Regions from separate parts of the Homo sapiens genome. Here region 1 is linked to region 2. The links are chromatin loops, found by intact Hi-C in ENCODE. Cell type or tissue: PC-9. All regions are shown on one strand. Each heading gives the region's core, and the rest is flanking DNA. Links, peaks and the distances in the headings are about the cores only.

Region 1 (2,918 bases), core at 102-2,601, 110 kb before region 2:
ATTAATTGACGTGTCACCAGTCCCAAATTCACATTTTCTCCGTGAGGCATCTGGGGGATGCAATCGTGTCAGAGAGCTGTGAGGCATCAGAAGTGAGGCTGGCACAGACTCCTCTCAGCAGGCCAGGGGTGCATCGCTCCTCCCCTTTTCTCGGGCACTTCCCAGCGTGAAGCTGCTGACTCCATGCCATGTGTACTTTTAGAAATGAAATGCCCCAGCCCACTTCACTCTTGGCATCTATGGATTGGAGTGAACACTGAAGTTAACAGACATCTGAATAAGAATAGAAAAGAAATCCAAACAGAAAAACCACATTCCCTTCCAGTCTAGTTAAAGCCATAATTTTAAATTAATCACTCACATTCTGTTCAGAGGTTATTTTCTTGGTCTATGACATAGTCACCCAGGATACTCATAACTGGTAATAAAAATTATGAGGGCAATTAAAAATACCAAGACTCCGGTTCCGCACAATGAGCCTTGCCCCTGACCAACCAAATGGCTCATCATCCATCCCGAGGGCAACCACTGGGTGCCTTCTCTGATGGCCTCTTCCAGAAGGCTTCTCCAATTACAATGGTCTGTGACTTGTGATGACACAATCTCCTAAAACCCCAAATCTTCTACAAACTCTTCCAACTCCAGTAACCCCCAAAGCAGGGCAAACTAAATAGATAGTCCATTTCCTTCCCAGGGGATAGAGTCAGAGTCATTAAAAGTGGTCTTTAATGTGAGAAATTGAAAAGGAGTTGGGAAAGTGATAATAACTTCTGCAAGACCAGGAAAGTGTCATTAAAGACATGATGGGAAACCAGTGAGAACCCTGCTCACTTTGGGCCATTATTGATGGGTAATGAAAACATAAAGGAGTTCATAGGGAGTGAGACAAAGCTTTCAGGCTATGAGGAGTGACTTCCAGAGGAAGCAAGGTCCTGAAGGAGATGTACTCAAAAGAAAAGAATAGCATAAAAGGGGCATAGAGGGAGAAGGGGCACTAGAGGTGGGGAGGAGGGGAGAGGGTCACAACTGGGGCAGACCACAAGCATTGGCAAGAAGGGGAGGGGGACAGAAAAGAGCAGCCCAGAACCATGGGTGCCTTTCTTCCCGTTGTGCAATTTTTTTTTTTTTTTTGAGACCGAGTCTCACTCTGTCACCCAAGCTGGAGTGCAGTGGTGCGATCTCGGCTCACTGCAATATCCGCCCCCGGGGTGCAAGTGATTCTCCTGCTTCAGCCTCCCCTCCCGAGTAGCTGGGATTACAGGCGCCTGCCACCGTGCCCCACTAATTTTTATATTTCTTGTAGAGATGGAGTTTCACCATCTTGGCCAGGCTGGTCTTGAACTCCTGACCTTGTGATTCCCCCACCTCGGCCTCCCAAAGTGCAATTTTTGATGCTGAGTAAAACTGAAAGCTGTGCCCCATTGGAAGGCTGTTGTCCCACACACCTTACACTCATAAAGTTTCTCCCCAGTGCAAACTCTGATGCAGAACCTAGATGATTTTTCAACTGGATGCTTTCTCACATTCCTGGCATTCATGAAATTCTCCCCCAGTGTGTGTTCCTTGCTGCACTGTGAAGCAAGAGACACAGGGAGCCTTTGCCAGCATTCCCCAAGTTCACAGACGGTTTCCCAGCATGGAATCTCTGGTGCTGAAGAATTACCCACCTCTGGCAGAAGGCCCTGCATGCTCTTTACATTCATAACATTTCTCTCCCTGTAGACTCTGTGATGCTGAATCAGGACAGAGGAAGACTAAAACTACACCCACACCCTTTACATTTGTAGGGTTTCTCCTTAGTGTGAATGCACACTCATGAACCGAAAAGCATGTTCATATTCCTTACATTCAAAGGGTTTCTCCCCAGTGTGGGTTCTCTGATGCTGAATAAGTGTTCCATTATATCTGAAGGTTTTCCCCAAGTCCCCACATTTCTAGGGCTTCTCTCCATTATGAAGTTTCTGATGTTGCAGAAGGAAGGACTTTCTTTCCTCCTTTCTTTCCTCCTTCCCAATGCCCAGTGAAGGCATTGTCTACATGCTTGATGTGAGCAGGGCTTCTTCCCAGTGTGGATTTTCTGGTGCCATGACTATTTCAACCCATATCTGAAGCCTTTCCCATCTTCTTTCCACTGTAGACCTTCTCATGAGCAGGGATCCTGTGGTGCTTGTGAAGATCTGAATGTCAGTTGAAATATTTGCTACATATATGGAACAACTGCATCCTAGCAATGCTCTGAATTGCAATGAGGTGTGTGCTGACTTCACTTTTTCCCAATTTCTTGGCTATCTCCTCTTTAGATGGTGGAGGGTTATAACCTTGGGCTGTCAAAACCCTAAATTCTCTGCTCTTTAATTTTGTTTTCTTCCCTGTGTCGTACAGCTGCAGCTTCTCTGAACCGTCCCTGAGGTCAGAGTCCTGGGGAACATCAGCAATGCTGCCCTGGACATCTGACACTCAGGATCCTCTGAAATGTTCAGCTTTGGATCTGGTTCCCACTCCTGGTCTTGGTTTTTCCACCTATGCAGCATCTCTCGGAGCCTCTTCATCCATGGGTGCCCAAGGATCAATGCTTTTTTTTTTTTTCTTTTTTTGTCTTTAGTTTTCTAAAGTTCAATTATGATGTGTTTTGTTTTGTAATTATTTAGGCTTATCTTGTTTGGAGAACACTCGGCTTTTTTAAAGTGTTGCTCTACATTCTTTGTCAAATCTGAGACATTTTCAGCCTTTGTTTCTTCAGTTAGTTTCTCAGCCCCACCCTTTTATTGCCCTCCCTCTGGGACTCTGATGGTACAAATGTTAGATCTGTGTTACTGTCTCACAGTTTTCTCACTGTTGTTTGTATTAGGTAATTATATTGCTCCATCTTCAAGTTCACTGATTCTTTCTTTTATATTCATCCTGTTAACAAGCCTATA
Region 2 (2,918 bases), core at 133-2,632:
CTAGGTTTGGCATTCCAAACACCATGCTTTTTCCTCTGTTACACTGTCTCACATAAATTTATCTCCAGTAATCTCCAAGGGTGGGTATTAGAGCTATCCATCCTCAGAACTCTGATGTGGAGAAGGAATATTACAGCAAAAAGAGCAGACTTTGTCAAAACAATGTGTCTGTCAGTCCCTGTCATTGAACCACATGAGAAAAACTAACTCGTCAACTGGAGCTTCGCAGAAGGTCCGGCCACCTGCAGGCTGGGGTCTTAAAGAGGAAAAGTGCCCAGCCCCTGGTTGACTTACCTCACCGCACCTTAAATGTCTTGATATTATTACAAGCCGTGTTTGGGAGAGAAGGGAGACAGCCCCGGCCCAGCCCCACCACATGACTGTCAATGGTCCTTACACACATTTGACCAGCTGCAGGGTGCCCAGGCTTCATATCTGGTTGCTGTCCTTGGCTCATTTCTCTCCTTCACATCCCAGATCCTGTCATCAGCAAGGCCTGACACCTCTACTTCCAAGGGATAACTGAAAACAACCACCTCCACTGTTACTACTAGCCCAACCTGCCCTAACTGCTGGCCTAAATCGCTGCGAGAGCCCCTAACCTGTCTCCCTGCTTTCTTGCTGTGAACTGTTCTCCACAAAGCACCAGGGCGATCTTTCTAATGGCTTCCCACTTCAATCAGTAAAACCTAAACTCCTTCCTGCACAAGCCCCTCCCTCACAGATCTCCCTACCCAACTCTCCACCTGCTGCTTCCCAGTCAGCCGAACTAGACTTCTGTGTTTTCCTCTAATCCAAGCTTCTCAACATGTGGAGCCAATGCCAGCAGCACCAGGGAGTCCAATGAAGAATGCAGATTCTCGGGCCCTAACCCTGATCTGCTGAGTCTAAACCTTGGGGTGGAGATTCAGAGTTTTAGCAAGGCCCCAGGGGATAATAAGGCAGCAAAGTATGAGAGCCACTGACCTAATCCAAATGTACTCTCAGTATATTCCTGCCTCAGGGCCTTTGGTGTTTCTGTTTCCTGTACTTAAAATGCTCTTCCCACCAGTTTGGCACATGTCTGACTTGTCTTGAGTCACCTCTGAAAATATCTTAAGTATTTATTTGGGTTTTTTTTTGTTTGTTTGTTTTCCGCTTTCTCACACTCAGTGAGAGCATAAACTCAGTGAGGTGAAAAAAGGGCCACAGTCCTGCTTGCCACTATCTCCCTGGAAGAGCGCAGGGCACAGAGTACACCTTCAACACCTCACTGAGTTGATGCATGAACATTGGAGCACCTGCCCCTGGTCAGCCATGTGACAGTGAGTTCTCCCATTTCGCATGTGAGAAAGTTAAGGTTCATAGAAGGTAACAGGCTAGTCTTTGGTCCGAGTAGAAAAGCTGGAACTTGCACATCCCATTTCCATGCACTTCCTTCTGTATCATTTGAAAAAGCCACTTAAGGAAGGCACCTTATCTTCTGTCCAGACTCAAAGCAGTGTTATCAAATCCGATCTCTGAAAACACTCTACATACTTTGTCATCAACAGTCTGGGCCCCGTGCTCAAGATGCACAAGTTACGAACACCTGCATATCATGGAAAACCCACCCCATTCTAGTTAATGGATCCGACCAAAGAGGCTGGCTCTTGTGACCTCACCCATTAAGAATCATTGTTTCGGGTTAAACAGCATACTTTAAGTCTCTGCAAATATAGAAAGGAAACGGGAAAAATAGTTTACACAATGGTATTGGCTAATTGGTTGGACTTGGCCCTGGCATTCAGATGACCCAGAAGTAGCACATAAAAGGCTTTAAACATTTTTATGCTTTGATCACATTGTGATATTAACTTTGGCTTACTTTTCCATTTTTAACATTCTTATTGATCCTGCCCAACTACAACTACAATTTTTCTTTCTTAACTTTAAAAGCATTGACTCTTTTCAAAAAAAAAAAATACCTAAATTAAGGTCCTTCAGAGAAAGACTTACTTAGGAAGCTAAAATTGTGCCTTGGGAACTTGCTTTTGTCCAACATTACAAACGTTTTGACGTAATCCTAATTCCCCTTATAGACTTTCCCTTGATCATCTCAAGCTCACACTCAAATTCTGCCGTAATGAATTGAAATCTGAGAATTCAATGACTACAAATCATTTGTTCCCACACTCAAGGATTTCAAGCTCAGAACAGCTGGATTTAAATTGCCTGTGTATTTTCTTCCAATCGCATTATCTTTTTTCCTGGATCCAAGTCGCTGTATGCCTTTATTTTCTACACTTGAATACAAATTAACAAAATAATAATAATTAGTGGTACCAATAGGGACTAAAATTCAAAATGACATTTTTATCTAATTGTGTCTCATTACAGTTTACAAAAGGAAAATCATATATTTAAAATCGTATTCATTGATTTTATGGCCTAATTTTTGCTAGCTATTTCAGAGACTGAAAACTCATATAAAGCATATGTAGAAAAAATGTATACATGTTTAGCAAAGAAAATTAAGTCTGCATGTTGTTACATGGTCCAACCAAGGAAAGAAGAAAGAAGACACAAATTACCCACGTTAGGACTTTACTCGGAGTGAGAGAAGAGAGATAGACCCTCTCATATTGTTTTATATTGTTTTATACTCAGAAAAGGAAAGAGAAGCAAAACTAAAGGCAGGTAGCCCGGTGCCTAGGAACCAGACCCGAAACCAAGGAACTAGACCAGAAACCAGCCTGGGCCTGCCTGACCTAAGCCTGGTAGTTAAAATTTGACCCCTGACCTAGCAACTGATGTTACCTATAGATTCCAGACATTGTATAGAAAGACATTGTGAAACTTCCTGGTCTGTTCTGTTTCACTCTGACCACTGGTGCCTGCAGCCCGTCACGTACCCCCTGCTTGTTCAATTGATCACAACCCTTTCGCACGGACCCCCT

Evidence for each region. Peaks named below come from ENCODE experiments on the same cell type or tissue, not always from the same donor. Only the 100,000 strongest peaks of a DNase experiment are listed, where the experiment ranks them.
Region 1: it touches region 2 in a loop (6-fold over the local background); 2 of 110 quality-filtered maps call a loop at or near these places.

The regions. Positions count from the first base shown.
Region 1 is chr7:46,144,224-46,147,141 of GRCh38, reverse strand. It overlaps the pseudogene ZNF619P1. Among named protein-coding and RNA genes, the nearest start is that of IGFBP3, 220 kb to the right of the region's middle. In PC-9, for the core only: no CTCF peak of the experiment used is centred there; a DNase peak (open chromatin) is centred at 1,561; H3K27ac peaks cover 2,500 bases.
Region 2 is chr7:46,031,300-46,034,217 of GRCh38, reverse strand. No RefSeq gene overlaps it. Among named protein-coding and RNA genes, the nearest start is that of IGFBP3, 110 kb to the right of the region's middle. RefSeq lists an enhancer at 192-691. In PC-9, for the core only: no CTCF peak of the experiment used is centred there; DNase peaks (open chromatin) are centred at 1,077 and 1,647; H3K4me3 peaks cover 436 bases; H3K27ac peaks cover 2,500 bases.